2 separate regions of the Homo sapiens genome follow, and region 2 is linked to region 1. A link is an interaction called in ENCODE POLR2A ChIA-PET data of the cell type or tissue named here. Cell type or tissue: OCI-LY7. All regions are shown on one strand. Each heading gives the region's core, and the rest is flanking DNA. Links, peaks and the distances in the headings are about the cores only.

What was found. ChIA-PET counts read pairs that join two places held together with the same protein. Peaks named below come from ENCODE experiments on the same cell type or tissue, not always from the same donor. Only the 100,000 strongest peaks of a DNase experiment are listed, where the experiment ranks them.
Region 2: POLR2A ChIA-PET joins it to region 1 with 7 read pairs; 3 of 35 experiments call an interaction of 5 or more read pairs at or near these places.

What each region holds. Positions count from the first base shown.
Region 1 is chr4:47,735,788-47,741,252 of GRCh38, reverse strand. All of the region lies in intron 5 of CORIN (corin, serine peptidase), which reads left to right. Among named protein-coding and RNA genes, the nearest start is that of MIR8053, 86 kb to the right of the region's middle. In OCI-LY7, for the core only: no CTCF peak of the experiment used is centred there; no DNase peak of the experiment used is centred there.
Region 2 is chr4:47,920,615-47,926,079 of GRCh38, reverse strand. All of the region lies in intron 1 of LOC101927157 (a long non-coding RNA gene), which reads right to left. Among named protein-coding and RNA genes, the nearest start is that of NFXL1, 8.8 kb to the right of the region's middle. RefSeq lists an enhancer at 2,849-3,348. In OCI-LY7, for the core only: no CTCF peak of the experiment used is centred there; a DNase peak (open chromatin) is centred at 2,599; H3K4me3 peaks cover 322 bases.

The DNA.
Region 1 (5,465 bases), core at 366-5,365:
TAGGTTGCCTCTTTAAATTGTTGAATTGTCAGGTTCTTTATATATTCTGGATGCAAGTGTGCCTTTTAAGCTATATAATCTTCAAATATCTTCCTACATTCTTCGGGGGCTGTTTTCATTTTAACAACAGTTTTTAACTTTGAGGAAGTCCAGTTTATCTGTCTTTTCTTTTGTTGTGTATGCTTCTAGTGTATGTATTTTAAAAATTGGCTAATACAAGGTGACTAATTATTTATTCCTTTGTTTTCTTTTAAGATTTTAATAGATTTAGCTCTTATATTTAAGTCATTGATCCATTTTAAATTAACTTTTCTGTATGTTGTGAAGTAGGAGTCCAACTTCTTTCATTTGCGTATGGAAATTCAGTTGTCCTAGTATGTATTGTTGAAGAGCTATTCTTTCCCACTGAATGGACTTGGAGCCCCTTGTTAAAAAACAATTGGCCATAGATGTATGGGTTTATTTCTGGACTTTCAATTATTTTTTATTGATCTATCTATCTTTCTTGATTACCACAGTTTGCAATACATTTTGAAATTATGAAGTGTGCATACTTTAACTTTTTAAGGATTACTTTAGCTATCCTGGGTCCCTTGCCTTTCTGTATAAATTTTAGGATTAACTTGTCAATTTCTGAAAAAAATTCAGCTATAATTTTGATAAAGATTACATATGTAAATATACCATTCAATCTTTGCTAAAAGAGCTGGAATGGCTATACTAATATTTGATCAAATAGATTTTAAAACAAAATTGTTATCAGAAAAGAGGAGGGATTTTTTAATGATAAAGGGTCAATTCGTCAGGAAAACATAACACAGAGCCAGAAATACTTAAATCTGACAGAACTGAAGGAAAAATAGACAATTCAACCATAATATTCCACTGTCAATAATGAGTAGAACTAGGTAGAAGATTAAAAGGGAAATACAAGACTTACAAAGCACGATAAACCAATGAGATCTAATAGACATCTGTAGTACACTCCACCCAGCAATAGAAAATATGTGTAAACACATAGGCACCTAAAAATTTCCATTTTTGAGCTTACAACCTATTTGTGTTTCTGAATATAAAGTATGCCTTTTACACACAGTATATAATTGAATCTCATATTTTTATCTATGAGACAAATCTCTGCCTTTTGATTGTAGTGTTTAATTCATTTACACTTAATGTAATTATAAGTATTTGCATATGCTGTTTTGAAATTTGTTTTCTCTATGACTTTTGTATTTCTTGATCCTTCATTACTGACTTTTTTTGTGTTAGATATATTGGGGTGTGCCATTTTAAATTTCTTGTTGCTTGGCTATTTTTTTTAGTTATTCTTATTGGTTGTGCTGGAACTTAAAATTAACGTCTTAAGTTATAACAGTCTAGTTCAGATGAATCCTAACCGAATTTCAACAATATCTACACTTTGCTTCTGTATAGCTTTGTTTCTTTTTCCTTCTTTGTACCATTATGTATACAAATTACATCTTTATATAATATAATCTCAACATAGGTTTATTGATTATGATTATAAATTATTTATGCAGTTGTTTTTAAGAATCAGATAGGATAATAAAAGATTTATAGAAAAAATACATTTCTTTTATCTTACTTTTACCTATTTAATTACCTCTACCAATACCTTTTATTTCTTCATATGGATTCAAGTTGCTGTATACTGTCCTTTTATTTTATCCCAAAGGACTTCCTTTAGTACTTCTTACAGGGTGGTTCTGTTAATAGCAAATTCTCTCCACTTTTGTTTATCTGGGAATATCATAATTTGTCTTTCATTTTGAAAGGATATTTTGCTGTACATAGAATTTCTGTTTGACAGTCTTTTATTTTCAGCACTTTGAATATGTTATCCCACTTCCTTTTGGACTCCTCAGTTTGGATGAGAAGTCAGATGTTAACCTTTCTGAAGCTCCATTTTATCTGATGAGTTGCTTATCTCCCAGTGTTTTCAAAATTTTCTGTGTCTGATTTTTGATAGATTAATTACAATGTGTCTAAGTGTAGATCCTTTAGAGTTTATTTGAATTTTTGTACTTCTTTGTTATGCAGATGTATGTTTTTCTCCAAATTTGAGAAGTTTTCAGCTATTATATCTTCAAACATTCTTTCTGACTCATTCTTTTATCTCTTTCTGGGACTCCCATTATGAGTATGTTGGTACATCCTCCAAGTCATTAAGGACCTTTTAATTTTTCTTCTTTTTTTTCTTTCTGTTCCTTAGACTAGATAATCTCAGCTTACTTATCTTAAAGTTTGCGGATTTTCTCTTCTGCCTGATCAAGTCTGCTGTTAAGTCTTTCTAGTAAATTTTTAATTTCAGTTATTATATATTTTACTGCATAATTTCTAATATTTTAAAATAATCTATATATCTTTATTAATATTTTGTATTTTTTGAGCCATTGCTCTTATACTTCCCTTTAGTTCTCTAGAAATGTGTTCCTTAGTTCTTTGAATGAGTTAAAATAACTGATTTAAAAGTCTGTCCAGTAAATTCAATGTCTGAGCTTCCTCAGGAACAGTTTTTGTTGACTGTTTTTTCCCCCTCTATATGGGCATATGTTCCAGTCTCTTTGGACATCTTGTAATTTTTTGTTGAAAGTTGGACATTTAAAATAATATAATGTTCAACTCTGCAAGTTGAATTCTTCCCCCCAACATTAGTTGCTGTTTCTGTTTCTTGTTGCTTTAATTATTGTTATTTATTTGTTCAGTGAGTTCCCTGAAACAAATTATGTTAAGTTTGTTCTTTGTCATGTCTGGCCACTGAAGTTTTTGCCCAGATAGCAGCCTAGTGGTCAACTAATGGTTGGACAGAATTTCCTTAAATGCCTTTAACAGGTATATATCCTAGTCTTTGCCAAGGGATTCTGTGCATGTTAGGGTGCATAGTCAGTACTGTAGCAGAGTCGACACTATAGCAGAGTCAATGCTATAGCAGTCAATACTATAGCAGAGTTTACAGCTCTGCCTTATCCTTAAATTTCTGCTTGTACAGGGTCTCAATGTCTGCCACAGGTGAGATATTTGGGCCTTTCTGGGTCCTTCTTAGGTATATGCATAGTCCTGCACATTCATGGGATCTTCTAGATTCTCAGCAATGTATTAGAGCTTTTCAAATTTTCCTACAGGAATTCCCCACATTTTTCTTTTAATTTTTCTGGTTAGCTTCTTGTTTGCCCCAAGTGATATCCCCACCTCAGACAGTTACAGTGTTAATCGATTATTAATTTTTTTTTTTAGAAACACCCCGGGGAAAAGGCTTTTGCACTGAGTAAGCTCTTATTCAGGTCAAATAATCACATTTGCTCTGAGTTTCCAGGGAGCTAACAGACAAGAAAAATAATGACAATTCTTTGGTAATGGGGCATTGTGGAGAGCTCCAAGCATGTTTTGCCCCTTCTAGTGGCTGCTTGGCTGCTAGTTTTCACAGCTGATGTAGTTGTGAGGTTATCTAGATCAATAACCATATCTTATCACCTGCTTTCTTAGACCATGTCTGACACTAGGTGCTAAAAGTTGAGTTTTCTGCAAATAGTAACTGAGATGGAGTTTGGTGTACAGAGTATTTATTAAGCTTCAGCCTTTGTGTTAAGGGAGGGAGAGAAAGCAGAATTGGGCAGAAGGAGTTGAAATATGATCCAGGCCCACCAAAGCCTCAGCTAAATCCTTGGGGAGTTCTGGAATGTATTAAGCCTACAAGAGTTATCTCATGTTGATCCAAAATAGTTGAGTCTATGTGTCTCCACCTCAATCAGTCATTGGATGTGGTCCTTCCTGGGAAGAGTGTGCCACTGAGTGAGGCAGATCTCTTCAGTGTTCCACAGCTGAGGCAAAACCCGAAGGATCTGACAGCTAAAGGCAGTGGGCCAGCAAATGTAGCAATAGATTCTTGAAGGGTAGACATATATGGCCAGATCGTATATGTGATATGGGCCAGACACATATATGATCACACGTATGTGCCACATATATGATCACTAGGCACATATGGGGCCAGATAGCCTTAATTTAATCAGAGACTAAGCTGATTTTGCCTCATTGTTATAAGGCTCCGTCTACCTCTGGTTTTTCTCCATTCTGAGAGTGTGGTTCTCCAGTAGTCTCAACTGAGAAACTGGTAGGCTTACTATATTCCCTTCCTCCTTGAGTAGTTCCAAATTTTATTTTATTTTCTGCTCAGAGCAGTATAATTTCTGTAATTTCCATTCTACTTTTCTGAAGTTTTCTGCTTAGTTCTTTAGGCTCCTGCCCTCTGTGGCAAATGCCTTGCAAGGCAACCCTCCCAAGTGATAGATCTGCTTCTCTATGTCTCCCCTTTCACTGCTCACCTGGCCCCTTAGTATCTGGCTGCTTCAGCAACACCAAACTCTAATTTTTGTCTCTTCGCCTTTGTGGAATTGCCAAAAGTTCTGCTGGCTTATCTTGTCTTTGCAGTGGTCACATGTGTAGCACCATGCCAAGAACTGGCAAGTTCCATGAAGGACAAGGCATACACAGATTGTAGACTCTTAGGGCATGTTCTCACTTAGCTAAATGATAAGAATACATAGACACATAGAGGGGAACGACTGATACTGGGGTCTACCAGAAGGTGGAGGGTAGGAGGAGAAAAAGGATCAGGAAAAATAATTAATGGGTACTAGGCTTAATAAGTGAGTGATCTGTACAACAAACCCCCATGACACAAGTTTACCTATATAACAAACTTGCATATGTACTTTTGAACTTAAAATAAAACTTTAAAAAAGAATGTAGACTCTTTGTTCTATAGTTATCTTCTCTCTGGGACCTTGGCCACTCACATCTTAATTATCTCATCAGCTCTCAGATGCCTTCCAACAGATGTTTCTTGTGTTTTATCTGGCTTTTCTAGTTGTACTTGACAGGGGCATTGATCTGCTGCAAGTTACTACCTCATGGCCAGAAATGGAAGTTTGTTTTCTTTTTCACACGTTGTTTAGTAGAGGTCTGCTGCTAAATTAGGATTCCCTCCAAAAGATAGTATATAGCTAAAAGCCACTAGAAGGCTGAGTGAGTAAAACTGAAAGAGAAGTCCTTTAAGTCTTTTCTGTTTTAACTACATTTTCTCCTGTTTTATAAGAATGCTTACAGTCTTCATTAGTGGTAATTTGGAAAATGTAACCCATTGATACGGGATTTAAGAATTCATAGAGAAAACTTGAAAATAAAAAAATCATCAGTGTTATGTAACACTGTTGCTCAAAACATATCAGTTCTTGAAAATCAAAATAACATTATTAGTATCCTCTTTTTTTTTTTTTTTTTTTTTTTAAGATGGAGTCTCTGTCGCCCAGGCTGGAGTCTCTGTCGCCCAGGCTGGAGTGCAGTGACGCGATCTCTGCTCACTGCAAGCTTCGCCTCCCGGGTTCACGTCATTCTCAGGAGAATGTCTCAGCCTCCGGAGTAGCTGGGACTACAGGTGCCCA
Region 2 (5,465 bases), core at 99-5,098, 190 kb before region 1:
AAAAAATTAAATTAAATATAAATGTACAATTGTAGTTCTCAATATTTAACCCGTCTGTTCTGATAAATACAAAAACCTGTTTCTCTCAAATGCTATCTGAAATTTCAAAGTAAAAATAACAGCAATGATATTTAAAAAATTTTTTATTTCCAAAGCTTTCGGGGTACAAGTGGTTTTTTTGTTACATGGATGAATTATATAGTGGTGAATTCTGAGATTTTAGCCCACCCATGGCCAGAGTAGTGTACATTGTTACCTAATGTGTAGTTTTTTTTTATCCTCAGCCCCCTCCTATCCTCCCCCATCTGATTCTCTAAAGTCGATTGTATCACTCTGTATGTTTTTGCCTACTTGTAACTTAGCTTCCACTTATAAGTGTGAACATACAGTTTTTGGTTTTCCGTTCCTGTGTTACTTAGACTAATGGCCTCTATCTCCATCCAAGTTTCGGCAAAAGGTATTATTTCATTCCTTTAATGGCTGAGTAGTATTCCATGGTGTATATACACCACATTTTCTTTGTCCACTCGTTAGTTGATGGGCACTTACGTTGGTTCCACATCTTTGCAATTGTGTATTGTGCTGCTGTCAACATACGTGTACAAGGGTCTTTTTCATATGATGACGTCTTTTCCTTTGGGTAGATATCTAGTAGTGGGATTGCTTGATCAAATGGTAGATCTACTTTTAGCTCTTTAAGGAATCTCCTCCATACTGTTTCCCATAAAGGTTGTACTAATTTAAATTCCTACCAGCAGTGTGTAAGCATTCCCTTTCCCCACATCCACATAAACATCTATTGTTTTTTGATGTTTTAATAATGGCCATTCTTGCAGGAGTAGGGTGGTATCTCATTGCAGTTTTAATTTGCTTTTCCATCATGAGTGATGTTGAGCACTTTCTCATGTTTTTTGGCCATTGTAGATCATCTTTTGAGAAATGTCTATTCATGTCCTTTGCCCATTTTGTCCACTTGTTTTGTTTTTTTTTTCAGAGGGAGCCTCACTTTGTTGCCCAGGCTGCAGTGCAGTGGCGCAATCTCGGCTCACTGCAACCTCTGCCTCCTGGTTTCAAGTGATGCTTAAGCCTCAGTCTCTCAGTTGTAGCTGAGACTACAGGTGTGCACCACTATGCCTGGCTAATTTTTGTATTTTTAGTGGAGATGGGGGGTCTTACTATGTTGTCCAGGCTGGTCTCGAACTCCTGAGCTCAAGCGATTCGCCCACCTCAGCCTCCCAAAGTGCTGGGATTACAGATGTGAGCCACCAGGCCCGGTCTTTGCCAGCTTTTTAATGGGATTATTTGTTTTCTTTTTCTTGCTGATTTGTTTGAGTTCCTTGTAGATTCTGGAAACTAGTCCTTTGTTGGATGCATCTTGCAAATATTTTCTCCCCTTCTGTGGGTTGTCTGTTTACTTTGCTGATTATTTCTTTTGCTGTGCAGTAACTTTTAAATTAGGTTCCATTTACTTATCTTTGTTTTTGTTGCATTTGCTTTTGGGGTCTTAGTCATGAATTATTTCCCTAGGGCAATGTCTAGAAGAGTTTTTCCAACATCGTCTTCTAGAATTTTTAGTTTCAGGTCTTATATTTTAGTCCTCGGTCCATCTCGAGTTGATTTTTGGATAGGATGAGAGATAGGGATCCAGTTTCATTCTTCTACATGTGGCTTTCCAGTTTTCTCAGCATCATTTATTAAATAGGGTGTCCATTCCCCAATTTATGTTTTTGTATGCTTTGTTGTAGATCAGTTGGCTGTATGTATTTGGCTTTATATCTGAATTCTCTATTCTGTTCCATTGGTCTATGCATCTACTTTTTTTTTTCCCAGTACCATGTTGTTTTGATATCTATAGCCTTGTAGCATACTTTGAAGTCCAGTAATAGGATGTCTCCAGATTTGTTCTTTTTGCTTAGGATTGCTTTGGCTGTTCAGGCTCTTTTTGGTTCCACATGAATTTTAGGATTGTTTTTTCTACTTCTGAGAAAAAGTGATGCTGGTAGTTTGATGGGAATTGCATTGAATCTGTAGATTGCTTTGGGCAGTATGTTCCTTTTCACAATGTTGATTATTCCAATCTATGAACATGGAATGTGTTTCCATTTGTTTATGTTGTCTATGATGGCTTTCAGCAATGTTTCGTAGCTCTCCTTGTAGAAGCAATGGTAATTTTTGAAAATGTGTTCTCAACTTACATATGCTTCCACTTTATGATCTATACTAGCTCTCCACTGCAAAAATTTACAATGATAATACAACAAATGTTTGTTTTCTCACTCAGCGAGCACAAAAGATTATTTCTGATTCCAAAGTGATTATTGTGTTTATCACTTTTAATTGTATAATATGGCAGGGGAAAAATCCTGATTATATGAGCCCTTTCCCTGTTTAGGTACTTTAAAAATAACTGGAATTTCTAGGTAAACATTAAATGCATATACACAGTCATCATTTGCCTGGTGGTTAAGAGTATAGGCCAGGAGTCACACTACCCATTTGCAATCCTAGCTCTGCTAGTATGTTGAATAAGAAATTGTTTTGATGGGGGAGTTGCTGAATAGGAACAGCTCTGGTCTACAGCTCCCAGCGAGATCAACACAGAAGACAGGTGATTTCTGCATTTCTGCAGAAACGTGACTTCTGCATTTCTGCAGATACGTGACTTCTGCATTTCTGCAGAAACGTGACTTCTGCATTTCTGCAGAAACGTGACTTCTGCATTTCTGCAGAAACGTGACTTCTGCATTTCTGCAGAAACGTGACTTCTGCATTTCTGCAGAAACGTGACTTCTGCATTTCTGCAGATATGTGACTTCTGCATTTCTGCAGAAACGTGACTTCTGCATTTCTGCAGATATGTGACTTCTGCATTTCTGCAGATATGTGACTTCTGCATTTCTGCAGATATGTGACTTCTGCATTTCTGCAGATATGTGACTTCTGCATTTCTGCAGATATGTGATTTCTGCAGGTGATTTCTGCATTTCCAAGTGAGGTACCTGGTTCATCTCGTTGGGACTGGTTGGAAAGTGGGTACAGCTGAAGCAGGGCGGGGCATCATCTCACCTGGGAAGCACAAGGGGTCGGGGGATTTCCCTTTCCTAGCCAAGGGAAGCCGTGAGTGACTGTACCTGGAGGAATGGTACACTGCTGCCCAAATATTGTGCTTTTCCCACAGTCTTCGCAACCGGCAGACCAGGAGATTCCCTCCTGTGCCTGGCTCAAAGGGTCCCATGCCCACGGAGCCTCACTCGCTACTAGTGCAGCAGTCTGAGATCAACCTGGGATGCTGGAGCTTGGTGGGGGAAGGGGCATCCACCATTGCTGAGGCTTGAGTAGGCAGTTCTATGCTCACAGTGTAAACAAAGTGGCAGGGAAGCTCGAACTGGGTGGAGCCCACCGCAGCACAGCAAGGCCTACTGCCTACCGAGATTCCACCTCTGGGGGCAGGGCATATCTGAACAAAAGGCAGCAGATAGCTCCTGCAGACTTAAACGTGACTGCCTGATAGCTCTGAAGAGAGCAGTCGCTCTCCCAGCATGGCGTTCGAGATCCGATAATGGACAGAGTGCCTCCTAAAGTGGGTCCCTGACCCCATGTAGCCTGACTGAGAGACACCTCCCAGTAGGGGCCACAGACACCTCATTCAGGCAGGTGCCCCTCTGGGATGAAGCTTCCAAAGGAAGGATCAGGGAGCAATATTGGCTGTTCTGCAGCCTCCGCTGGTGAAACCCAGGCAAACAGGGTCTGGAGTGGACTTCCAGCAAACTCCAATAGACCTGTAGCTGAGGGTCCTGTCTGTTAGAAGGAAAACTAACAAACAGAAAGGAATAGCATCAACATCAACAAAAAGGACATCCACACCAAAACCCCATCCGTAGGTCACCAACATCGAAGACCAAAGGTAGATTAGACCACAAAGATGGGGAGAAACCAGAGCAGAAAGGCTGAAAATTCCAAAAACCAGAATGCCTCTTCTCCTCCAAAGGAACACAACTCCTCGCCAGCAAGGAAACAAAACTGGATGGAGAATGAGTTTGACGAGTTGACAGAAGTAGGCTTCAGAAGATCAGTAATAACAAACTTCTCCGCGCTAAAGGAGCATGTTCTAACCCATCGCAAGGAAGCTAAAAACCTTGAAAAAAGATTAGAGGAATGGCTAACTAGCATAACCAGTGTAGAGAAAAGCTTAAATGACCTGATGGAGCTGAAAGCCACAGTACGAGAACTGCGTGAAGCATACACAAGCTTCATGAGTCAATTCGATCAAGCGGAAGAAAGGATATCAGTGATTGAAGACCAAATTAATGAAATAAAGTGAGAAGACAAGATTAGAGAAAAAAGAGTGAAAAGAAACAAAGCCTCCCAGAAATATGGGACTATCTGAAAAGACCAAATCTACATTTAATTGGCATACCTGAAGGTGATGGGGAAAATGGAAAGAAGTTAGAAAACATTCTTCAGGATATTATCCAGGAGAACTTCCCCAACCTAGCAAGGCAGGCCAACATTCAAATTCAGGAAATACAGAGAACACTACAAAGATACTCCTCGAGAAGAGCAACCCCAAGACACATAATTGTCAGATGCACTGAGGTTGAAATGAAGGAAAAAATGTTAAGGGCAGCCAGAGAGAAAGGTCGGATTACCCACAAAGGGAAGCCCATCAGACTAACAGTGGATCTCTTGGCAGAAACCCTACAAGCCAGAAGAGAGTGGGGGCCAATATTCAACATTCTTAAACAAAAGAATTTTCAATGCAGAATTTCATATCCAGCCAAACTAAGCTTCATAAGTGAAGGAGAAATAAAATCCTTTAGAGACAAGCAAATGCTGAGAGATTTTGTCACCACCAGGCCTGCCTTACAACAGCTCCTGAAGGAAGCACTAAACGTGGAAAGGAACAACCAGTACCAGCCACTGCAAAAACATGCCAAATTGTAAAGACCATCAATGCTATGAAGAAACTGCATCAATTAATGGGCAAAATAACCAGCTAACATCATAACGACAGGATCAAATTCACACATAACAATATTAACCTTAAATGTAAATGGACTAAATGACCCAATTAAAAGACACAGACTGGCAAGTTGGATAAAGAGTCAAGACCCATCGGGGTGCGGTATTCAGGAGACCCATCTCATGCACAAAAACACACATAGGCTCAAAATAAAGGGATGGAGGAAGATCTAACAAGCAAATGGAAAGCAAAAAAAAAGCAAAGGTTGCAATCCTGGTCTCTGATAAAACAGACTTTAAACCAACAAAGATCAAAAGAGACAAAGAACGCCACTACATAATGGTAAAGGGATCAATTCAACAAGAAGAACTAACTATCCTAAATATATATGCACCCAATACAGGAGCACCCAGATTCATAAAGCAAGTTCTTAGAGACCTACAAACAGACTTAGACTCCCACACAATAATAATGGGAGACTTTAACACTCCACTGTCAATAT